Linked DNA regions of Homo sapiens: regions 2, 3, 4, 5, 6 and 7 are each linked to region 1. A link is a contact called in ENCODE Hi-C or POLR2A ChIA-PET data. All regions are on one chromosome and are shown on one strand. Each heading gives the region's core, a stretch centred on a gene start or an enhancer-like site at or near the end of the contact. The rest is flanking DNA. Distances are from core to core; before and after follow the strand shown. Region 1 holds the start of UHRF2 (ubiquitin like with PHD and ring finger domains 2). Region 2 has its middle 180 kb from the start of DMAC1. Region 3 holds the start of DMAC1 (distal membrane arm assembly component 1). Region 4 holds the start of CDC37L1 (cell division cycle 37 like 1, HSP90 cochaperone). Region 5 holds the start of PLPP6 (phospholipid phosphatase 6). Region 6 holds the start of RCL1 (RNA terminal phosphate cyclase like 1). Region 7 has its middle 46 kb from the start of JAK2.

Region 1 (3,144 bases), core at 384-2,883:
AGAGAAGGAAAGGGGAAAAAAAAGCTCTCTCCTTCCCAAAGTGTAATTTGTTACTATGAAATTTCTGGACAGTCTTCGAAGACTAAGCCTGTGAAGGGGAGGAAAATATTCCTTTTAAGTAGTTTGCAACTGTAGGCTACTTCTACCAAATCAAAGAGCTACACTTATTTAAAACCACAGGATTGGAGCCAAACTGTGGTCTATCAACTCAGGATGCCAACTTTTTAGTGTATTAACAACAACATGAAGACAAAGAAAAATACGATGGGTCTGAGTGGCTAGGGATATAGATTGTAAGAGACTTGTGGAATAGGAAAAAAACTTAGACTGGCCAGACCATAAAAATACCAGAGATGCCCACAGACAGCCTTCAAGTATGCACCGCTGGCTATGCTGCAGTGCTATGCTTAAAGCGTGAACGACATGAGTATTAGAAGGCGAGAAGTAAGAAAAGCAAACAGTCTTACACTCCTTTTCACTTCGGGAATAAAACTCTTGGCTTATATAGGGCATTCGTAAACCCGGCCCCCGGTTAAACCGACAGTTTCTTCATGCCCAGGTCTCTAACCTCCCTCGAGACATTCCAAACCTAGGAAAGGCGGCGAGGGAGAGGGACCAGAAGTTCTGGAAACCCTTCGAATCTTCAGTTTGCGCGAATCCTACCACAGTCAGGAAGCAGAGTTAGGGTTCTTATTCTTGAGAGCTCAATGCCCGAGTTTCCCCTGTTTGAGAGCCGAAGACGCGGAAGAGCCGCGGAAGCCAGGCGAACGCTCAGCCGGGTTAGCCAGCTCTCCGGGTCTCCCGCGCGGTGGCATGGCCGCCAGAGCCCTCTGCCCTCCCCGCCCTCTGGGGGCCCCAGGCCCCGCCGAGCGCGGGAAGCGAGGGACCTGGGCACCCAGTGCCTACGGCCGCTGTCCTACCAAATACAAACGGCGAGATATTTGCGCTCCGGACGCCCTCACTTCTGACCCCGCGCGGCGCACCTCCAGTTGGGGCTGGCAGGGACCCACTCCCCACCATTCGGCGGGACTGGGCCCCGCACCCCGCGCCTCGCGGGGGCTGCCCACCCGCAGCGGAGCCAGGTGAGCCCTGCGCGCGCGGCGCACAGAGCCCTCGGACCGGTGCGTCCAGAGGAGCCCAGCTGTTCCGGCCCCCAGCCTCGCTAGGGGCGCGGCGGGCGCGCCTCACCTGCTTGCCCCGGTAGAAGAGGCGCTGGCATTCGGGCCGCACGTCGAACAGCGCCCACACCCGCTCGCGCAGCTCCTCAATCGTGGCTTTGCGAGACACGTCCTCAATGGTGCACGTCTTGGAGCCATCAATGGTGCGAACCTGTATCCACATCTTGGCGCCTAGAGAGGAACCGGTCCCCTTTGTCTCCCCCTGAGCTCTGGGCGCCGCGCCCCGCCCGGCCCGCGCCGCTTTCCCTGCGGCTCGGGCCCTCAGCGGCAGGCGGGCGAGCGCGCCCACCGGACCGACCGGACGCCGGGCCCGACAGGCGGCGACGACTCTCAGCGCGCGCGCCCGACTAGCCGACTTGAGGAGAGACGACCGGAACCACTCTGAGGCGCTGCCGCAGACACCGCCTCAAAGATAGGAAGAGGCCATGTCTGCGCCGCGCAGAGTGTTTACTTATAGAGCTGGAGCTCCCACATGGAGGTCACGGCGCCAAGCCGGATCTCGCGAGATCCACGCCGGGCTCCGCCTTAAAGAGGAAGCGGCCCGGGAGAGGGTTACAGACCCGAGGGAACGAAAATGGGCAGGCGCGGAGAGGGCGGGTCGGAGGGGCGGGGCTACCAAAAGCCGTTACTTGCCCCACCGCCTGCACCTGGCCACTGGGCACGCCCTCTAGCCTTTGGGTTTCGGAAGATTGCGCGGCTACCACATCGGTTGCCGTTTTGAGGCCTCGTTTCAGAGCTGAGGGGGCGGGTGCCTCCTCAGGCTTAGCGGATATGGTTCTTTGGTCTCAAAAACACACCAAAAATAAGAAACCCTGGCGTGCACTTGTATAATCCTGGAAAGGGGGCGCGGGTGGGTGCGGCCTAAACTTCCGAGAAAGAACTGAAGGAAATGTGTGCGCTCCACCGCGCTCAACAGGAAAGCTCCCGCCACGCGGCCTGGCGGGTCGGGTCGCCCGGGAAAGGCCCCGGGGGCCCTCCTGCTTCGCGAACACGTTTCCCGCCTGGCCGCAATGCTACTTTCGCGCGGAAACCCACTTCCGAGGGTTTCCCGTCGCCTGGCGGAGGCGGCAGCTCCAGGCCTATCCTCAGGCCGCGGGTCCCGCTGGGATCGCCCTCTCTGGCTTGCAGCGCTCCCAGCCGGCCCTCCGGCCTTGGAGAAGTCGGGGCAGCTGCCCGAAAGGCCGCTCTCTAACTCCGGACATTTCCGTTCGTAGACTTTCCGCGTTAGGGGTGCCTTTGGCCTAAGGGATTGCGGGTTTGCGGGAAACAGTTTTAAATAATGCAGAGCTACGCGCCTCCGAAGAAAGAACTCCAAAGACCCTACTAGGATTAAACCCTCAGAAGTGGGCCCAACGCAGCACTACCTAACAGGGCTTCCCCCACCCCCCACCCCGCCTTCTTAATCCTTCCCTGCTACAGCTGGGGAGTCGGGGTGGGGGTGAGTGGGTTTATTTTATTTTATTTATTATGTATGTATGTATGTATGTATGTATGTATTTAGAGACGGAATCTCTCTCTGTCGCCCAGGCTGGAGTGCAGTGGCGCGATCTCGGCTCACTGCAAGCTCCGCCTCCCGGGTTCACGCCATTCTCCTGCCTCAGCCTCCCTGGGGTAGCTGGGACTACAGGCGCCCGCCACCGCGCCCGGCTAATAGTCTCGATCTCCTGACCTCGTGATCCACCCGCCTCGGCCTTCCAAAGTGCTGGGATTACAGGCGTGAGCCACCGCGCCCGGCCAAGTGGGTTTATTTTAAATGAAAATATGTCTTCTCAAGAAGGGAGAGAGGATATAAACGTAAACAAAACAAGACAACTTGGACTTCACATTTGCCAAAATCGGTAACTTAAATATTCACATAGGTGCTAATTATTCCCATAAAGGTACAGTACCATTTTTTTGTAATAAACTAATAAACAGCTAAAATAATTACAAGCACAGACAAATCCAGTAGTATATCATGAAAAAG
Region 2 (3,048 bases), core at 112-2,611, 1.6 Mb before region 1:
TGTACTAAGTGAGACATCCTCTCACAGGCTGATCCTGGCATCGTCTCTTTTATTCCAATCTGGGCTCCTCTTTCTTAGCAGTCTAGTCCTTCCTGAGATTATCAATAAAGCAAAGGTGATAACAGCATTGCGATCCTATCTCTACCTTCTAATCTTTTCCTCACTCATACTAACTTATCTCTTCCAGTCCCTCTTTCTGTTTCAAAATGAAATGTGAAACCTCTATGTATTAAACAATGAAACAAGAAAAACCCACAATCAGCTCTCCATACTAAATTATACAGCAAAGGGGCTGATTTAGGAAAGTCTTCCTTGAGTAGGTTAGTTTAACTTTACTCTGATCCAATCTTCAGGAATGTCATTGGCTAAAGAAGTCATTTTAGTCATGGTGCAATCTTATTCCAGACCTAATCCCCACCCAGTGGGATAAGTCAGTTCCTTTTGCCTCATAACATTCTTACTTCATCAAACTAAAATATTTTCTATCCACTTTCGTATACTTATTTTGGAAAGCAATTGAAGCAGAATAGGCACATACCTTCTATATGTTCCTGAAACATGATTGAGTGCTAACAGTTTCAACATTGGGAAGGCAATGTTCCACTTCCTGGAGTGGATACTCAGATTGTCTAGAGGTCAAGCACTGTTTCCTAATCAGGAGACTGTTATGGAAGGAGGGTGGGGGGCATTAACTGAGCCTTGGGCTTCCTCACAGATCAACAGGTGAATCCTGAGCATCCCGTAGAGTCTGGTGTGAGGATACAGCAATGACTAAGACAAGCCTCTTGCTTCAAGGAGCTCATAGACTATCAGAGGAGACACACACTCTTTCTCAATATGTTACTGACTGTAATAGAGTCTACGCAACATGAAAAAACACACACAGGATTGGCTGCATAATTTGCAGGGTCCAGGGCAGAATGAACATATGGGTTTCCTTTTTCATAAATTGTTAAGAATTTTAAAATGTGTTAAATCAAATGCAGGGCCCTTGGGTTACACAAGCATGAAGCAAGCCCTGCATACATAGAAGAGGTAATGGGATCAGGGTATGGGACACTGAAAAGGCTTCAAAAGAAACTTAAAGTGAATGTGGTTCTTGTAGGATGACTAGGAGTTGGCACATGAAGAAGTGGGGAAGGACATTCTGAGCAAGAAAAGAGAGCCTACACAGTAAGAAAGCAGGGTATGTGAGAGCAGGTTGTCAGTCTATGAGGATGACAAAGTGTGTGGCCAGTGTGTAGTGTCTTAGACTGAAGGAGGCCAGGTGACATATCTACAGAAGGAAGTTGAGGTCAGGGTGTCAGAGGCTTAGTGAAATGAAACCACAAAAGAACAAGGCCAACCGTAGTTTAATGATAGTTTCACCACTTCCTGCCTGTGAGCTCATGGGTAAATGACAATATCCCTGAGCTTCAGCTTTTTTTATCTGAAAATTGGGGCATTCTAGTCTTGGCTCAGCCTTTAGCCCACAGCTAATGAAGCTGTGAGACCTTAAATAAGTCACTTTCCCTCTCTGAGCCTCACTTTCTTCAAATGTAAAATGAGAGACAAGGGCTAGATGAGTGGTTTCAAACTGGGCTCTGAGAAAGTGCCTTAGAGGATATGGAGGGGATGGGTGACGACAAGACGAAAGGCCAGCAGATTTCAGCCCTTCTTGCCATCACGCTTACACTAGAGCAACTTCATTTTTATCAGTGTTATATGGGTATGTGTGTGAATATATGTTTATATCAATACATGAACATATGTACATGTATATATGTATATATGATATGTATTACATATAATATATGCTATGTGTATTATAGTATGTATTTATGTGCATATACATGTTATGTTATATGACAAATATATGCTATATTGTAATGTGTATATTACAACACATAAGTACTATGTACATATTTATGCAGAAAAGTGTCTGAATTTTCACATCTGTAAAAATAAGGATATTAATAATCCCTAATTTGTAGGATACTATAAAGATTAAACATCTAAAATACATGTAATATACTTTAAAAAGTGCCAGGCACAGAGTAAGCATTGCTAATTCTTAGCTCTTACTTTTTTTGAGCCAGAAGTTAACCAAGAAGGCAGTCCCTACCTTCCCTAGGTATGGGGAAGACAGCAGTGAACAAAAGACACACACTTTGTGGGTGTGTGGGTGCTCAATGTATTTGCTGAATATATGAATGGACAGGGTCTTCGACTCCTTTGCACTAGTTTCTAGGCTAAGGTTTTTGATACAAAAATAAACAAAACAAACATGGGTACGGCCCTTGTGGGTATTACGCATATAAACTCACAAGTGAGGATCAACTGGAATTGTTGCTAAGTGCTTTACTAGAATTGCAGATTACATCTAGTTTGAAGAAATAGTTTCCACCCTGCTAACAGTTTAACCTGCTCCAGGAACGAATGTTCCTAGCTCCCCAACAAAGTTGTAAATTGTCACATTTTTCTAATATGCGGGGAGCTAGGCAGAGACTGTGGGAATGAGAGATGCCTCATTAGGTAGCAGGATCAACTTTGCTAAGTCTTTGGGCAACTGGAAATAAAAAGTAAGAATGCTTCATTTCTGTGTAAATCACTTTTCCCTAATAGGCTATACTGTCTATATTTATTCTATGGCCACTGTGGGAAGTGAAGGAGGAAAAAGAGATGGGTCCTGTCATCAAGGAACTTATCATTAATTGGAAAAGACAGGATCAAGACACATTGACAAAATAACGGCAAGGACCTCTCTCCACCCACTGCTGCCATTAGCAAAGATATTCCCAACGGAACAATGTGATTGGATTGGACTGGACTTGCTCTGGAAAGGTTTAAGAAACTTGAGTTTACAGCGGAGATGGGAGAAGAGATTCTGAGGTGTCTGAAAATGGGCATGGGACAATTGGTCAAATGGCAAGGCTTCTTTTGGGGGCAATGGCATAAACGGGTGCTAGAGTGAGGCAGGTGCTAGGGTGGGGGAAATGAGCAGAGATCACATCAGAAAGCTAGCAATTTGAGAGCAACTGAACAAATTTGCAAATGCAGCCATGGACA
Region 3 (3,404 bases), core at 905-3,404, 1.4 Mb before region 1:
AGCAAGTTATCAAAGAGATGTAGCTTAGATAATTGATAACAGATAATCAGTATAGATGAAGCAGCATTCTATTAATAAAAGATGCCATCTAAGACTTTCATAACTAGAGAGGACAAGTCAATGCTTGGTTTCACGCTTCAAATCTGACTTTCTTGTTAGAATCTAATATAGCTGATGACTTTAAATTGAAGCCAGTCCTCATTTACCTTTCTGGAAATCCTAGCATCCTTAAGAATTATGCTAAGGATACTCTGCCTGTGCTTTATAATTTGAACAACAAAGCCTGATGACAGCACATCTGTTTACAGCATGGTTTACTGAATATTTTAAGTTCATTGTTGAGACTTCTTGCTCAGAAAAAAGATTCCTTTCAAAATATTACTGCTCATTGACAATGTACCTAGTTACTCAAGAGCTTTAATGGAAATGTACAAAGAGATTAGCATTTTCATAACTGCTAACACAACATCCATTCTGCAGCCTATAGATAAAGAAGTAATTCTGACTTTCAAGTTTTATTATATAAGAGATACATTTTGTAAGGCTCTTGCAGCCTTACAATCAGAGATAATGATTTCTCTGATGAATCTGGTTAAAGTAAATTGAAAACCTTCTGGGAAAGATTCACCATTCTGATGCCATTAAGAATATCTGTGACTCATGGGAGGAGATCAAAATATCCCTAACTGGATATTGGAAGAAATTGATTCCAATCTTTATGAACAACTAAGAAGGGTTCAAGATTTCAGATGAGGGAAGTAACAGCAGATGTGGTGGAAATAGCAAGAGAACTAGAATTAGAAGTGGAGCCTGATGATGTGACTGAATTGCCACAATCTCATGATAAAACTTGAACAGATGAGGGGTTACTTCCTATGGATGAAGAAAGTGGTTTTTTGAGACGGAATCTACTCCTGGTGAAGATGCTATGAACATTGTCAAAATGTTGGATAAAGGGCTCCAATTTTGAAAGACGTTATATAGTGGTTATTAAAATGCTATAAAACGGCATTGCATGTTGCAAAAAAATCTTTCGTAAAAGGAAGAGTCAATTCTTGCAGAAAATTTCATTATTGTCTTATTTTAAGAAATTGGCACAGTTACCCCAACCTTCAGCAACCACTACCTTGATCAGTCAGCAGCCATCACCATCAAGGCCAGACCCTCCACCAGCAAAAAGATTAGAAGTGGCCAGGTGCGGTGGCTCATGCCTGTAATCCCAGCACTTTGAGAGGCCAAGGCAGGTGGATTACCTGAGGTCAGGAGTTTGAGAATAGCCTAGCCAACATGGTGAAACCCCGTCTCTACTAAAAATACAAAAAAATTAGCCAGGCGTGGTGGCAGGCATCTGTAATCCAAGCTACTCGAGAGGCTGAGGCAGGAGAATCACTTGAACCCGGGAGGCGGAAGTTGCAGTGAGCCGAGATTGTGCCATTGCACTGGGCAGTCTGGGCAACAAGAGCAAAACTCCACCTCAAAAAAAAAAAAAAAAAAAAGATTAGGATTTACTGAAGGCTAAGGTAATCGTTACCATTTTTTGGGCAAGATGTTTTTTAAATTAAGATATATATACTGTTTTTTAGACACAATGCTACTGCACATTTAATAGACTACAGTATAAACAACTTTTATATGCACGGAGAAACCAAAAAAAAATTGCATGGCTTGCTTTATCGAGATATTTGCTGTATTGTGTTGGTCTAGAACCAAACCTGCAATCGCTATGGTATGTCTGTATCTAGCACATGATTATGCACATATAAAACCCAACTCCTTGATTCACAGGCCTCTGGATAGGAGATATGACATGCCCAAGGTCTCGCAGTTCATGTGAGGCAGGAAACTTAAGAGAGCCAGACTTCTTTAAGGAGACTGAAAGGTGATTCATTTAGTGAGTAGCGATTACAGAATTTCTAAAACAGTGGGGGCGGGGGGGGCGGCGGGGAGGAGGGCTGGAATTGTCCTCCAGCGCATACAAGGTTGTTGCTGCCAGAGAAATCCAGCAGGAAAGAGCAGCATTCTTTCACCTTTTCCGCCTCTGAAGCGGAGGAGAACTTCATTTCCCAGCAGCCCTTAAGATTCCTCCGCGCACTGCGCTAGCGTCCCGGCATTCTGCTTTCCGGCGCTCTGCCTTCCGGTGCGTCGTTTACGCCAGTTTGAACCAAAGACGCCCAAGGTTGAGGCCGAGTTCCAGAGCATGGGGTCTCGGTTGTCCCAGCCTTTTGAGTCCTATATCACTGCGCCTCCCGGTACCGCCGCCGCGCCCGCCAAACCTGCGCCCCCAGCTACACCCGGAGCGCCGACCTCCCCAGCAGAACACCGCCTGTTGAAGACCTGCTGGAGCTGTCGCGTGCTTTCTGGGTTGGGGCTGATGGGGGCGGGCGGGTACGTGTACTGGGTGGCACGGAAGCCCATGAAGATGGGATACCCCCCGAGTCCATGGACCATTACGCAGATGGTCATCGGCCTCAGTGAGAATCAAGGCACAGCACTTGGGCGGGTTGGGTATCTGCGGGGTAGAGGAAGGAAACGGAGCAGCCACGTGGGCGGGGAGGCGGGGAGGCGGGGTGCTGCCGCTGGTCAGGTGGTGGGGGCACCTCAAACAAGGTGGGAGAGGAAGTTGTTGGAACGCCTTTCTTTTTTTTTTTTTAATTTTAAGTTAGTATTTCTTGAGAACCCTTATTAGACTCAGCCCTTTTAATTCTCAGAATAGCTGTTAGAAGTAGGTATGATTATAGTATTTACTGTGGAGCAAACCGAGGCAACGAGGAGTATTGTGTTCATGGTCAGGAAATGACAGTCACTTGATCCCAGGTATATCAGATCTCAAAGCCCATACTTTTTCTCCAGGTCCTGGAGAAAGCCTGAGCGAGGGCCCTTGACCTTAATTTAAGAAATTTGCCTTGAATCCCAGATCTTTAGACGTGGATTCTAAGCTCACCTACTTGGTACACCTGGGTAATGTGGCCCACAGCCCCGTTCTGTGATCGTCAAGATGTCATCCAATCAAACGTCATGATTTTTTTAGCTTTCAAACCGATTGTCAGTGAATAGAATTTTAGGTTTCTAACTGTCTTACCTTCTTGATCCTGTATAGGTAAATTCTCCTACAGGATATTCTTTTTTTTCCTGATTTTTTTTTCTTTTTCTGTGCTTCACTTGCCTTATAAGAAAGATACAATGGTAATATATCCTCCAGAAGTGTTGTGAGGGTTAAATAAGATGGCGTATATGTGAAACACTTGGTAAATTTAAATGCAGCATAAAGGTAAGGTATTGTTGTTTTTTTTCTAGGCATTGCCACCTGGGGTATCGTTGTCATGGCAGACCCCAAAGGGAAGGCCTACCGCGTTGTTTGAAAGTACCACCAGTGAATCTGTCTTCTGTCTCTGTCCCTTTCCCCG
Region 4 (3,259 bases), core at 81-2,580, 1.7 Mb after region 1:
GATAATGTCACGCTTACTGGTAAGCAATTTAACTCATTCTCATTAACATCTAGCAAAATAAGTTGAGAGGAAAACTACTATTAAATCTGTTACACTCTTGGGAACCCCATTTTGCAAGAAGGCGGCAGACACTTATGATCCATTGAATATATTAGTGTTTAGTCTGTGATTCTGAAATATACTTCCAAAACACACACGGATTCGGAGAAAAAAACAGGACAAGGTGATGCGAGTATGTAAGTATCCCCTAAGATAGGTCCCTGAAAAATCCTTAATAGTATATCACATTTGGATACGTTTCAGTCGCAGGAAGGCAGGAATGCTGGATTGAAAACACAATACCAGGAACCTAAGAGAAGTCTGAAGGAAAACACAAGTATATGCGTATATATTTTCACTGGAGAATGACGTGAAGCAAAACTAAAAAACAAAACAGTAAGGCAAAGATGGTCACGCGAATGGGAGAGGTGTACGCCAGCGTCAAAAGCGAGATTTAAAGAATTTACTCAGTTGTCAACATCGGTGAAAATCGCATGTGAAATCTTTGTCAGGACTCAGTGTGATGCTGAACTACAATCATTCACTGTTCCTAGCAACTGTGCACAAGTATGCTAGAGCCTTTAACAGAATAAAGTGCTTGGGGAAAACCTCTCACAAGAGGACAAAGGGTCAATGTTACAGCATGAGCCGCCCCAAATCTGAGTGCTGTCAGGAAGGGGAGATGGAGGAAGGTATTCCAAGAGTGAACAGGAATCAGCCAAGGCGAAAGAAAACATGTGCGTGGAGGTGGAGGTTGGTAATATATGGCCACCCCGTCTGCCCTCCGAAGATGCCATAAAAGGGGTGGGATGGCATCAGGCGTCAGGTCCCAGGTCCCCGGCCCCTGGCAGTGAGGTGGGCGTAGAAAAAGGCGTAGAAGAGGGTCTGGGAGACGCGGCATTCCAGGGGTTTGGCGACAGCACCACTCCATCCCTCCGCAGAACGCAGGCCCCTTCTCACCTGGGCGCCGCCGCCTGGCAGCTGCGGGCAGCGGGGAGAACTGGGGAACACGTCGAAGTCACTCTCTTCCTCAGCCTCACCCTCGGCCCGAGGGAGGCTCCAGGGTCCCGGAGGCGGCCACGGTTGTTCCATGTCCGGCTGCTCCGGGTCCTACAACCGCCCTTGGCCCTACAACTGCCACTGCCAACAGACTTGGCGTGAATGGAACCTGCTGCGCCGAGCCAGAAGCCCAGCCGGGGGTCCGGGCCGTTACCCAGAATCCCTCTACTGGCCGCGACGCCGCTGCACACCCGGCGACAGCCTGGGCCTCGCCACCGGCGGACGGCGGAAGAAATAGTCGGCGCGGTGCGTCACTTCCGGTTGGGGCGGGGCTGTGGAGGCGCGTCCCGGGCCCTTTGCGTGTAGTGGGTGGATCTGCAATTGTATTCCTGTTTCAAGCCCCGTTTTCTTGCAGCTCTTCGGCACTGCAAACCTAACCGCTAATGGCGCTGTGGGTGGAGAAACGTTTGTTAGGTAGCGTTATATATTGTTATCTGGTGTTCCCTATACCGAAAACGGCGGGTCCTGGCCGCCGGGAGGTACTCAGACCAGGTGTGCACTTTACATGTTGCTTAAAAATTGCAACTCATTCCTTTACATTGACATTTAAACCAGTGATTCTAAGGCAGAGTTGGGGCGGAGGGAGGAGAATTTTGAACAAGCGGAGCCAATTTTCGTCTCATTTCTAATTACAGGCAACAACAGAATTCTGCGAAACTTGGTTGGTTGGAGGAGCACACCAAAAATAAAGTACCGGAGCCGGCACGGCTTCAAAAAAATTAGGATCAGTACCGCTAGTAGCGAACGCATAAGAAGGGCTTCCTGTATGCCTGCGTATCTTGTTTAAGCCTAAAGATATGTACTCTCTTTATCCTCTTTTTTTGAGACGAGGAAGTAGACCCAGCATGCCCGAGATCACACATTTTACAAGGAAGAAGTAGGATCCAGACCCAGGGAGTTTAACTTCAAAACTTGAACGTTTAACAATCAGGTCTTGCTGCCCTACTCATAAAGAGACCCAAATAAAAACAACATGACGCCATTTTTTTCCATGTGTTTAGACTGGCAAACTTGTGAAGTCGCTTAATACCAAATGTGTACCAAGATGTAAGGAAATGATGTGAGAATGTCATTAGTATAACCTTTTAGGAGGAGTAATTTGACAATATGAGAGGCTTGAGCGGATTGATTCAGCAATTTCACCACTAAGAAAGTATGCAACAATTATTTTTGCACCAATATCCAAAGATTTACTACAAAGATTTCTGGCAGCAATTTTTGTGTGTGTGTGGCAAGAAAAAAAAAAGCATTCTAATTGTCCATCGATAGAGGAACTTAAAGTATGGAATATTAATACAATGGCATATTACCCTTTTTAAAAAAAGTAAATTGTATCTGAATATGCTGATATATAAATACCTCCAAAAGGTATTGAGTTTTAAACAAAGCAACTTGCAGAATTAAACATATGCGTACGTATACAGAGAGAGAAGAGAGAGGGATGGTATTTGTTTGCGTCCGTGTGTGTGTGTGTGTGTGTGTGTGTGTGTGTGTGTGTTTGCGCAGAACATTCCTGGAGGATATGCAAGAAACTGTTAATGATTACCTCTGGTGGGTGAGCCTAGGAAGGAAAGCTTCTGAGGATCTTTACTTTCCACATTTAGCTTCCCTGTACTGTGCTGTTTGAATATTTTTCCAATGAATGTATACTATAATTATAGTATTATAACAGTACAAGATTATAACAGTACAAGATTACTATAAAATTAATTACAAATAAAAGCTGAGAATCACTTTTGCACCTAAACCTTTTGAATTTAGGGGTGAAAGTCACAGGAGAGACTGGAAAGGGAGGAAGAAAAGAAAAACATTTTTCTCTTTGCTTCCATGAAGCCACAAAGTGCTTTGAATAGTGCCTGGCATAAAGTAAGCCCTATATAAACGCTAATGCTGTTAGTTTTTCTCCTACCTCTTTCACTACTTCTCCTCAGTCTTCTTCCCTTCTAGCTGACCTCTAACTTTAGAGTTCCTCATATTTTGGCCAGTGAGGAGAATCCTGTTTATTCCTGTGGCTTTAAATAACATCTGTGTATCTATAATTCTCAAATTGAAATCCAAGTCCTGACCTTACCCCTGTGCTCCAGACTCATGTCTACCCGCTGATTTGTCATCTCATTTTAATGGTTCATACACATCTTAAATTTAACACATCCAAACCCTT
Region 5 (3,136 bases), core at 318-2,817, 1.8 Mb after region 1:
ATAAATTATAGAGATAATAAAGTAAAAAAGCTTACCAAGAAAATCAGGATTAAGAAGAAATCTCCCAACTGTGGCAACAGATCTTCAGGGAATAAACTAGAAAAACCTATGTCTTGGACTTTAAAAATACTGTTTAAAATCTACCTCAGGAAAAGGACTAGGATTAGTACATGACCTGTCTGCATGTATATTTACAGAATGAACATCATGTTTCTTTCTCGAAGTTCAGTTTACAAGTGGTATGTTGATTTAGGGATTATCACAAAACACAAATCTTACTGATACCAACTTTTAACAGCAACAGTATAACCACCTCAGCTTGTTTTCTTTGCAGTTGTCCTGGAAACATAAACAGTTGTTGAATAAATATACAATAGAGGATTTTTTGGGTTTTTTTGCTTTCCCTAATATGGCTGTGTTCAGTAATGGCCAGTGTGTGCTCCAGCCTAGCAGCACATCAAGATCATGGGACACCTGAAATCCCAAAGGAAGCCTGAAATGCCTAAGAGGGACAAGCGGGATGGCTGCTGGTTTAGGTTGACATCATCGAATGTGGAAACCTTCAGACTTCCTGGTGCCATAATCAATGAGATGGTGTCATCGTTGACTCCACAGTAAAAAGAGGACCGGAGCATTATGGGGTGAGAGCCAGCAATAGTCCACGATGCTGTACTGCATGTAGCCCAGAAAAAAGCCAAAAGCTACGTCGGTGACATTGTGCCGCCCCAGCATGACCCTGGATAGGCCCAAGACGAAGGCCCACAGAACCACCAGCACCCTCAGTGGAATGGCCAGCACCAGGTGGTTCAGGATGAACCTCGACATCAGGGCGGCCCTTGTGGCATGGCCCGAGGGGAAGGAGTACTTGTCCACCGAGAGAGTGACAAACATGTCCATCTGGTTGTGGGCCGGGCGGCGCCTGCGGACCAGCCCTTTGATCAAGGCCACCAGCAGCAGGTCCAACAGCAGGGCGAAGAGCAGGTTCATCAGCACCTCGCGCCCGGCCCAGCTGTCGCTCCTGCACAGGCAGTAGAGGGTGCCCAGCAGCCAGGGGATGCCGTGTCCCGAGATCTCCAGCAGCTTCATAAGGGGTCGCACGCTGCCCCACGACGAGCTCTCTCCCGCGCACACCCCCAGCTTCTTGGACAGCCACAGGTCGATGGCCAGCAGGGAGCGCAGGGCGATGCCCAGGAAGGACGGGTTCAAGTCCATGCGGTCCTCCTCGGGCAGCGGAGGCGCGGGCGACTGCGAGGGGCCCGCCGCGGCCAGGGGGAAGGAGCCGCGGCGGTGAACTGGGCTCTCCGATGCACGGAGCCGGGCGCAGGTGGGGTCCACGGCCGTGGCGCGGCTGCTGAGCAGGGACTGGAACTCAAACCTGCTGCCGCCGCCACCGCCGCCATGGGCTGGGCTGCCGGGGCTGCTGCTGCTGCTCGAAGCGGAGACGCCCAGCGGCCGTCCCTCCATGCTCCTCCGGGGACTTGGCATCGCAGCTGGCGGCCCGGATCCCGGGACCTGGCCGGACCAAACAGAGGCTTCCCGGCCCTGCAGCCTCTTCCGCTTCCGCACTACCATCCCGGAGGGGCGGGGAGAGGAGCCGGCGAGAGCGCGATTGTGACACCTGGTGGAGACGTGGGAGGGAGTTGGAATTTCCAATGTGAGGAGAGCAGAGGGGAGGATGTTGGCGTTGGGAGGTACAGGTGAGGGAGTGAGGTGATGGGGAAAATGTCAGTGTCTGTAGGAGCTTAAGAGAAATAGAGCCCCGTGTAACAAAACAAAGCAAAGTCTGTTTTCTCTCCCTTGTTTGTTGTTTTCTTTCTTTTTAAGATTTCTTGCCCAGGAGTGTTCCTGCCTGGCAAACAAGATGTGTACCTCGGGGTCTACCTCATGAATCAGTACCTGGAGACCAACAGCTTTCCCTCTGCGTTCCCCATTATGATTCAGGAGAGCATGAGATTTGAAAAGGTGATCTTGACTTTCTCATTGGCTTTTGTTGTCTGAAGATAACCTGAGAGTTCTTATAAAGAACAGAGTTCTTACAGCATTATTTGGTAAATTTCATTTTTAAAAAAATTATCCGAAAGCACTTCAGCACAATGCAAAACCGCAGTCGGAACACTTGCTTTTGTAATGCAGGTCTGAGCCAAGTTCTGTCAATCTAGTGCTAAATACCCTGGTTGATGTTTCCTATTCTTGGAACTCCCATGGCATTTTTTTAACTGGAGCAAAGAGAGCATTTCTGAATGTTTTTGGAGGTGTTAGAGGTAATTGCATTACATTTACGAAAGGGATTATTAATAAACTGTGGACCTTAGAAAAAACTGTGTTAGACCAAGAAAAATAGCGAAAAAAAAATAATGAAATTAGTTAAATCCTGTAACTAAAATCCTGTAACAAAAAGGCTGTTCAGATTTACTGTTTCCTCAGATCATACCTAGATTATTTAGCTACAGTGATAAAGGCTAGATTCCATTCTGGTGAATAACATGGTGATATAAATAGTCAAAACATTACCAGCCTTCTTCACACTAAACTATTCATAGAATATTGATGTTATTACTATGTCATCACTGACAATCTCTTAACATTTTTGTTTTGGAATTTGGAGATGGAATCAATTTTAACCTTAATAAGTCTAATGATTTTGCCCCAAACAATGTCATTGAGGGAGATCTGGGGAGAAGGAAGGCTACAGAGTAGAGCATGTCACATTTTTTTAAAAAAATTATACTTTAAGTTCTAGGGTACATATGCACAACGTGCTGGTTTGTTATATATGTATACATGTGCCATGTTGGTGTGCTGCACCCATTAACTCATTCCCCCCACCCCACGACAGGCCCCTGTGTGTGATGTTCCCCACCCTGTGTCCAAGTGTTGTCATTGTTCAATTCCCACCTATCAGTGAGAACATGCGGTGTTTGGTTTTCTGTCCTTGTGATAGTTTGCTGAGAATGATGGTTTCCAGCTTCATCCATGTCCCTACAAAGGACACGAACTCATCCTTTTTTATGGCTGCATAGTATTCCACGGTGTATATGTGCCACATTTTCTTAATCCAGTCTATCACTGATGGACATTTGGGTTGGTTCCAAGTCTTTGCTATTGTGAATAGTGCTGCAATAAACATACGTGTGCA
Region 6 (2,946 bases), core at 369-2,868, 1.6 Mb after region 1:
AGGGTAAAGTGGATGGAGAGCTGGCTGAGAATGCCACACAGCAATCAAGCAAACACTTTGCCCAAGGGTCAAACTAAGTGGAACACTTGTTGACGGAAAAGTCGTGGCATAAACCATTTGTGGTCTCTCCCTAACTTTCTCAGTGTTTTTGAGCAGTAGAGAGAGGACAGGAACCACCAACACAAGTTTTTCCTACCATCACTAGGTTTCTCACCACTGTACCTGGGATATTCTGCTTCTTTCCTTCCTAACCTATCTCCGTCAATAGCATGGCATCTTCTGCCCTTTATGTGCAGCCAATCACCACCCAAGAGAGGCAGAGATCTAACTATCCAAAAAATGCATTCAGACAGATAAAACAAGAGCCAGTGCAAAATGAAACACATCAGCGCCGCTCAGGAAGCTTCCAGGACCAACCACAAACACTCTTTTTCAATTTACAGACAGGTTTTTTCCTTTTTCACCTGACTACTGACTCGCCCAACTTGGGATAACCACCAGTCAGAAGCTTTTAAATGCATGTATCTCATGCCAGGGGGCCAGGTGTAAACCAAGGCCAGTTGAAAACCGGCGCCATTTAATGAGATGTGGGTTTAAATGGGCCTATTTCTTTTTAACCTACCATTGCAGAGCAAGAAGTGAGCTTGGAAGCCTGCAGTTTAGCGATTGTCACCGACCCCTTTTCTAAAGTCAAGGCAATTAGGCCCATGACTGTTAAAAGTCTATCTCAAAGCTCCTGTCCTGCGCACATCAATCACAGTCACGGCTGAAAACAAACACAGAATTTTAAAAATTTCTTTATCCACACCCAAGGACAAGTGTGAGGGCAGCCGAGAAATCATGGCGACAGGAACAGCCGGTGTCCAAGGGGGCAGCTGCTTCTGAGAACTGCTTTGAGACAGGGCAGAGAACCAACCCAAGGTACTTTTCTCTCCCAATGTCTCTCCCCCGGCTCATTCACCATATTTCGGTCCAACAAACTGTTTTTCTCCTTTGAGAGGTTTATGGCGAGGGCAAGAGGGGCCGAAGGGACGCGAAGGGGCGACGCCAGGGATTTGTTGCTACACGTAAAGCTGGAAAACGTGCAGCTGTTTACTACCAGCGCCCCGGAGACGCCGAGCGCAGCTTGCAGCTGAGCGCTCCCCTCGGGCCCCGACCCCGCCTCCCCCACTGTGCCTGCCCCTCCGGCTTTGGAGGCGACGCGCCACCTGCCCTCCCCGACGCGCTCGCCGGACGCCGAGCCGCCCAACCAACACCGCGCGGGCCCCCACGGCATCAGCTCGGTCTCCCCTCAGCCCCCGCGCCCACGCCGCGCGCCGCCCACACCAAGTTACCTCGGAGGCCCGGGTTGTCGTCTCTGGCCCGAATCTTTCGGATTTTGACGGGGCGCCCGCTCAGGGTAGACAGGACCAGACGTTGGCGCAAGAAGTTGCACCCTGCGTAGCTGAGGGAGTGCGCCTGAGTCGCCATGTGCGCGCTCTCCGAAGAGACGTGAGCAGCCCGAGAGCGGCGACTTCGGACAGACGCGGGACTCGTGACTCCGATGGTGGTGGTGGCGGCGACACCGACGGCGGCGGCTCGGGCTGCCTCCAGCAGCCCAGACGCGTCCACGTGGTTTGGAACAGGAAGACGGAGAGACTAGACACCGGGTCAGAGGGGAGCGGGGCGGAGCCAGTGGCCACCTCCCCGCCTCCCCGCCCGACCGGGGCGGCCCCCGCTTCGGGCCACGCCGCTATTGGCCCGCGCCGGATCAGGGCGGTGCCCGCGCCGCGCCTCCATTGGCTTCCGCTGAAGCTGGGCGGTGCCCAAGCCGCGCTGCCATTGGTCCGTAGTGGAGCTGGGCGGTGCCCGGGCCCTGGCAACAGCGCGCGGCTGGAGGGAACGCGGGAGGATGGCCAGGGAACCCCGGCGCGGGAGTTGCCAGTCGGGGCAGTCTCCTCTGTGTACCTCCTGGCGTGGTAGCAAGGGGAGATGGCGGACTGAGATTGATGCCTACGACGTGCCGGATTCTTAGCATTACTACTTACGGCAACTACTGGGGTGAAGATGCTATTATCTACCCCTCCTCTTTCTTACTAAGAGAGACAACAAGGGTTGGTGCACTCACCCTATCGCAGGGATGCCGCTCAGCGCACTGCCGGCGCAGTCCCGCAGCTCCATGCTGTAACCCTGCAAGGTAGAGCCATCCTGTCCTACTCATGGATAAAGGCTCGAGGAATATTGCAAAGCTGACAGTGGCAGCCTATACTGAGACCCGAATCCTCCCACAGCAGGCCGTTGCTTATTTTATTGAGACACCTCTTTGCCCCTTTCTCACGGGTCCCTTCGTTTATCGTCATTGCGTTTCATGGCAATTCAGGCCCTCCTACCTCGCATGCTTCAAGATAGATAGTTGTAATAACTTCACACACACACACGCGCGCAATGCTTTTTCCCTCTTTCCCGTCCTCCTCCAATCCTGCACAAGAAAATCTTCCCAAACGTTGGATTATTTCACTTCTCTACTCAAAAACCTTCCAAAATGTACAGTTAACTAACAAATGACTACACAAGTAGAAGTCCGATATCATAGTAATGTGGGTTTGTAGCCATTCCTGGACAACACTCACCAAACCATGAGTCCCAGAATGCACGGGGGTTCGCGGGGGGAAGGGGGGCGGGGTATGATAGTGTCTGAAAGCGGTGGGAGTTTAAGATTAAGGGATGTAGCTAGCCTTATGTAGACAACAGTGTGTTATAAAGTGGAGTGGAGTGGCATGCTCATGACTCACTGCAGCCTCAACTTCCCGAGTTCTAGTAATCCTCCAACCTCAGCCTCCCCATTAGCTGGAACTACAGGTGTGCACCACCATGCTCAGCTAATTTTTGTATTTTGTATAGACATGGGTTTTTGCCATGTTACCCAGGCTGGTCTCAAACTTCTAACCTCAAGCGATTGGCCCACCT
Region 7 (3,324 bases), core at 245-2,744, 1.5 Mb after region 1:
AATATTTTTCTGATTCGCTACCATTGACTTACCTAAGATATTTCCACTAGGACAATATAGATTACATATAATGTTTTTTTCATAATCGTTATTTGAAATGGCTGTATAATCTTCCATTGAGTGGATGCACCATAATCTAGTTAAACTATTTCCTGTTGTTAGATTTTAGGCTGTGACTAATTTTTCACTATTATGAATAATTTTCCTGTGAGAAGTGCAAACCGTAGGCATATTTTTTTAATCTCTGGATTATTTCCTTAGTACAAATACCCAGGAGATTCTACTAGGTGAAAGGATGAGAATATTTTAAAATCTCCTGATAGCCAGGTGCAGTGGCTTGCACCTGTCATTCTACTTACTTGGGAGACTGAAGCAAAAGGATCCCTTGAGCTCAGGAGTTCAAGAACAGCTTGGGCGACATAGCAAGACCCTGCCTCTAAAAATTACTAAATAAATAAAACTAAAAGATCTCAATACATATAGCTAAATCAATTTCTAAAAGACGTTTCTAATTCTACTGGTAATGTACTATAGTACTAACAAACATTAAATATTATTATAAATGTTGCTATGCTTTGTAGCCAAATGAATGGAAGGGGTATCTTATCACTTTTAAAATTAAAAGTGAGGTGGAACATTTTTCCATGTTTGTTAACTAGATGATCTCTTCTTCTCAATATCTATTTACTTTATTATACCACGAAGGACTTGAAGAGCTTTCAAGTAGTGTTTGTCAGTAAGAAAACATACTCTTTTTGTTTCTTTTTTATGTAGGTGTTTTGTGTGGGTCACTCCATGGATTCATAGGTGAATCTATTCCCTCAAAATGAATCTATTGGGAACATTCTTTAAAAAAAAACAAACAAACAAAAGTAACAGAGCAATAGCAAGATCTTTCTGAAAAAGAAATTGCTGGCACATTTTACCAGCATTTACCTTGATCCAAATCATTGAGTTTAGAGAGAGATCCAGTCAATTTAGCAAATCAGCCAAAAGCAACAGTATATGACAGATCAAATTCCATTGGAACAAATACCACACAGACTGGGCAATTCCAGGGGCAGATATAAGACAAATGAGGGGAAGTTGAAGGGAGATAAGATTGTTGGCTGATAGAAAGGAATTTCTAACAACTAACTCGAGCCCCAAATAGACAACAAAGGAGCAACAAAGATGCAAAGATGGTCAGGAGGAGTTTGGAGGATTCATGCAGGAGGGTGTGGGAGGCCTTGTGGTGAGTAGACTGGATAGGACCCCTAAAGTCCCTTCCAACTCTATTTTCCTTAGAGTGGCCCTTGGACCTGAACTTCCTGGTCCTGGGAATAGGAGATTGCTTTGTACAGGACAGAAAAAGAGGAAGAACCTGTCCCTCTCTTCTTGAGGGTGGGGCTGACCATAGTCAGAATTTTGAAATAGAGTTTATCTTTGGCATCTTCTCACTTCCCTTTCTGTACTTTTGCTTACCAGCTGCCCAGTATTCCGATGGGGGTGTTAGCCTCTAAGCAGTGCCACTCCTGCATTACTTCTTTCTCTTTAACCACTTCAAAACTCCCATTCTCTTAACACAGCTAACCTCAGCTAGCTGTTGAAAGGAAAGCAATCTGTTTGAACCATTTCACTCTAAAGCATGACCGACTGATAGTATCATGATCTTCCCAAACAGATACGAATTTTCAAAACAAGATGTTTCTAAAGCCAATGGCATCTTTAACAACATGTGGTAAATTAAACCCCACTTAATAACCCTTCTGAAGTTCAAGTTCCAGCTACATTAATTACTGTCCCTCAGTATTGAGGAAATTACTAGGCCATCCTGTGTTTCAATATTCTTATCAGAAAATGAGGAAGAAATACAACTAAACCATATAATTTATATAAGCTGCCTGGCATAATGCTTGACACATGGGTCTTATTGTTAGTTATTATTGTCCCCTTTGCAGTCATCCATGCAGAGGTGTAATCATGTATTTCTTACTCTCATAACGCATATTCCTTGGGCTGGGAGGTGAGTCTCCAAGTCAGAGTCTGGGCAGCTGACATCCTTGTTGTGTAAAAGGAGGATTTCCTCAAGTTCAGCAGCCTCTATTATCCTTTTCTATCACATTATTTCCTGCCATTACATTTTTTTCCATTCTCTTTACTTTGTGTTTTATTTGTTTGTTTGTTTGTTTGTTTGTTTGTTTGATGGTTGAATTAGGAAGTTAAATTTTGATTTGAAAGTTTGGTTAATTTATTCTCCATGTCTCTTCTTTTCTGATATGGACATTGAAAGCTATAGATTTCCCTCTGAACAACATGTTGACCATACCCCACAGATTTTGTAGAGTAATGCTTCTGTGCCCATTCATATTTATGTGATTTATAATTTCCATTTGATTTTGTCCTTAGCCCAAGAGTTATTTCATTATTGATTTGTAATTCATAAACAGTCTTATTATCTCTATATTCTTATAATAAATAAATGTAGCACTTTAGGCGTTAGAGGGCCAGCAAGCATTTGGTGGCTACACAGCCTCTTCTCTTCATCTTTAGAAATGATGGATCTCAAAAATTTCCATTAAGTACAGGTATGCTTTAAATGAAAATATGCTTCATTAAACATATTTTCAAAATAATGCAGTATTGTGCTTTCAGTAAACCACAGCAATAGCTATCCATTTAAATCATATCCTTCAACAACAAACCAACTTTGTTCTGTTAACATGGTGAAAAACGATAAAACCTATAATTAAAATAAAAGTATGCTAAGCCAGAAAAATAAAAATTGTGTGTGTGTGTGTGCACGTGTGTGTGTAAGAGAGAGAGAGAATGGGTGAGAGAGATTTATCTTCAACAATAAGCTAAAATTTGGCAATGTCTTATTAGTGGTTTCAGCCAAGGAAATCTAATTATGTAACTGTTGTTATTTTTATAGCCACATTTGTGAGTTCTCTAATGATTTTAAGATTGCCTTATCTTAATGAGAAAGCAGAACTGACATCCTCCCAAACTGGGCTAGTTGTTTACTTATTTGAAGATTTATCTTTTCCCTACAAGTACTAGAGTCCAAGTTATCAGCACGTTAATGTGACAGTTAAGAGGCCATACTCCACTGTATATTTGGATTGTATGGGGTGACCAGTGCTCTGGTTTGCCCAGGACTGGGGGTTTCCCAAGATATGGAACTTTCCATGCTAACATGGGGACAGTCCCAGACAAACAGACACTGTTGTTCACTCTACTTATTTCCCAACAAGTCAGAGCATTGTCCAGGCCCATCTTAACAAGCAGGTACACCAAGCTAACTATCATTGACTTTGTATGATTCAAGGACTACCAGGAAGA

Evidence for each region. Hi-C counts contacts between places; a loop is a spot of excess contacts on that map. ChIA-PET counts read pairs that join two places held with the same protein, here RNA polymerase II (POLR2A). Pooled maps may share reads with other maps.
Region 2: a map of B cell shows a loop between it and region 1 (6-fold over the local background). The contact joins the enhancer-like site here to the promoter of UHRF2 in region 1. A Hi-C loop is called at or near these places in 3 of 168 maps with a recorded cell type or tissue (B cell, CD4-positive, alpha-beta memory T cell and naive thymus-derived CD4-positive, alpha-beta T cell), 1 of 37 single-sample maps with no recorded cell type and 11 of 50 pooled maps.
Region 3: a loop to region 1 is called in a map of CD8-positive, alpha-beta T cell, with 10 times the contacts of the local background. The contact joins the promoter of DMAC1 here to the promoter of UHRF2 in region 1. A Hi-C loop is called at or near these places in 3 of 168 maps with a recorded cell type or tissue (CD4-positive, alpha-beta memory T cell, CD8-positive, alpha-beta T cell and naive thymus-derived CD4-positive, alpha-beta T cell) and 10 of 50 pooled maps.
Region 4: a loop to region 1 is called in a map of naive thymus-derived CD4-positive, alpha-beta T cell, with 26 times the contacts of the local background. The contact joins the promoter of CDC37L1 here to the promoter of UHRF2 in region 1. A Hi-C loop is called at or near these places in 1 of 168 maps with a recorded cell type or tissue (naive thymus-derived CD4-positive, alpha-beta T cell), 2 of 37 single-sample maps with no recorded cell type and 12 of 50 pooled maps. POLR2A ChIA-PET finds 5 or more read pairs at or near these places in 1 of 52 experiments (activated B cell).
Region 5: a loop to region 1 is called in a map of naive thymus-derived CD4-positive, alpha-beta T cell, with 4 times the contacts of the local background. The contact joins the promoter of PLPP6 here to the promoter of UHRF2 in region 1. A Hi-C loop is called at or near these places in 2 of 168 maps with a recorded cell type or tissue (both naive thymus-derived CD4-positive, alpha-beta T cell) and 12 of 50 pooled maps. POLR2A ChIA-PET finds 5 or more read pairs at or near these places in 1 of 52 experiments (activated B cell).
Region 6: a map of CD4-positive, alpha-beta T cell shows a loop between it and region 1 (11-fold over the local background). The contact joins the promoter of RCL1 here to the promoter of UHRF2 in region 1. A Hi-C loop is called at or near these places in 2 of 168 maps with a recorded cell type or tissue (CD4-positive, alpha-beta T cell and CD8-positive, alpha-beta T cell), 2 of 37 single-sample maps with no recorded cell type and 12 of 50 pooled maps. POLR2A ChIA-PET finds 5 or more read pairs at or near these places in 2 of 52 experiments (CD4-positive, alpha-beta T cell and CD4-positive, alpha-beta memory T cell).
Region 7: a loop to region 1 is called in a pooled map, with 4 times the contacts of the local background. The contact joins the enhancer-like site here to the promoter of UHRF2 in region 1. A Hi-C loop is called at or near these places in 1 of 168 maps with a recorded cell type or tissue (naive thymus-derived CD4-positive, alpha-beta T cell) and 7 of 50 pooled maps. POLR2A ChIA-PET finds 5 or more read pairs at or near these places in 1 of 52 experiments (BJ).

The regions. Positions count from the first base shown.
Region 1 is chr9:6,411,688-6,414,831 of GRCh38, reverse strand. UHRF2 (ubiquitin like with PHD and ring finger domains 2) reads right to left here and starts at 1,633. Exons shown (of 16, transcript NM_152896.3): 1 at 1,189-1,633. The coding sequence starts at 1,341. RefSeq lists silencers at 816-1,245, 1,316-1,495, 1,776-1,915.
Region 2 is chr9:7,974,829-7,977,876 of GRCh38, reverse strand. No RefSeq gene overlaps it. Among named protein-coding and RNA genes, the nearest start is that of DMAC1, 180 kb to the right of the region's middle. RefSeq lists an enhancer at 1,017-1,126. Within about 2 kb of position 1,361, at least 8 of the 41 ENCODE cell types and tissues checked have a DNase peak (open chromatin) inside an H3K27ac peak, as active enhancers do; they include B cell, where a contact is called at or near this core.
Region 3 is chr9:7,798,528-7,801,931 of GRCh38, reverse strand. It overlaps DMAC1 (distal membrane arm assembly component 1), which reads left to right and starts at 2,154. Exons shown (of 2, transcript NM_033428.3): 1 at 2,154-2,471; 2 at 3,295-3,404. The coding sequence starts at 2,198. The coding sequence ends at 3,359. RefSeq lists an enhancer at 1,844-2,390.
Region 4 is chr9:4,677,640-4,680,898 of GRCh38, reverse strand. CDC37L1 (cell division cycle 37 like 1, HSP90 cochaperone) reads right to left here and starts at 1,330. Exons shown (of 7, transcript NM_017913.4): 1 at 1,000-1,330. The coding sequence starts at 1,131. CDC37L1-DT (CDC37L1 divergent transcript) reads left to right here and starts at 1,419. Exons shown (of 2, transcript NR_121598.1): 1 at 1,419-1,512. RefSeq lists an enhancer at 1,107-1,196.
Region 5 is chr9:4,660,725-4,663,860 of GRCh38, reverse strand. PLPP6 (phospholipid phosphatase 6) reads right to left here and starts at 1,567. Exons shown (of 1, transcript NM_203453.5): 1 at 1-1,567. The coding sequence starts at 1,485. The coding sequence ends at 598. It overlaps SPATA6L (spermatogenesis associated 6 like), which reads left to right. Exons shown (of 12, transcript NM_001353486.2): 2 at 1,825-1,962. RefSeq lists a silencer at 1,173-1,432.
Region 6 is chr9:4,791,616-4,794,561 of GRCh38, reverse strand. RCL1 (RNA terminal phosphate cyclase like 1) reads right to left here and starts at 1,618. Exons shown (of 9, transcript NM_005772.5): 1 at 1,335-1,618. The coding sequence starts at 1,470. RefSeq lists enhancers at 868-1,367, 1,442-1,491, 2,312-2,361 and a silencer at 1,572-1,931.
Region 7 is chr9:4,937,386-4,940,709 of GRCh38, reverse strand. No RefSeq gene overlaps it. Among named protein-coding and RNA genes, the nearest start is that of JAK2, 46 kb to the left of the region's middle. Within about 2 kb of position 1,494, at least 4 of the 41 ENCODE cell types and tissues checked have a DNase peak (open chromatin) inside an H3K27ac peak, as active enhancers do.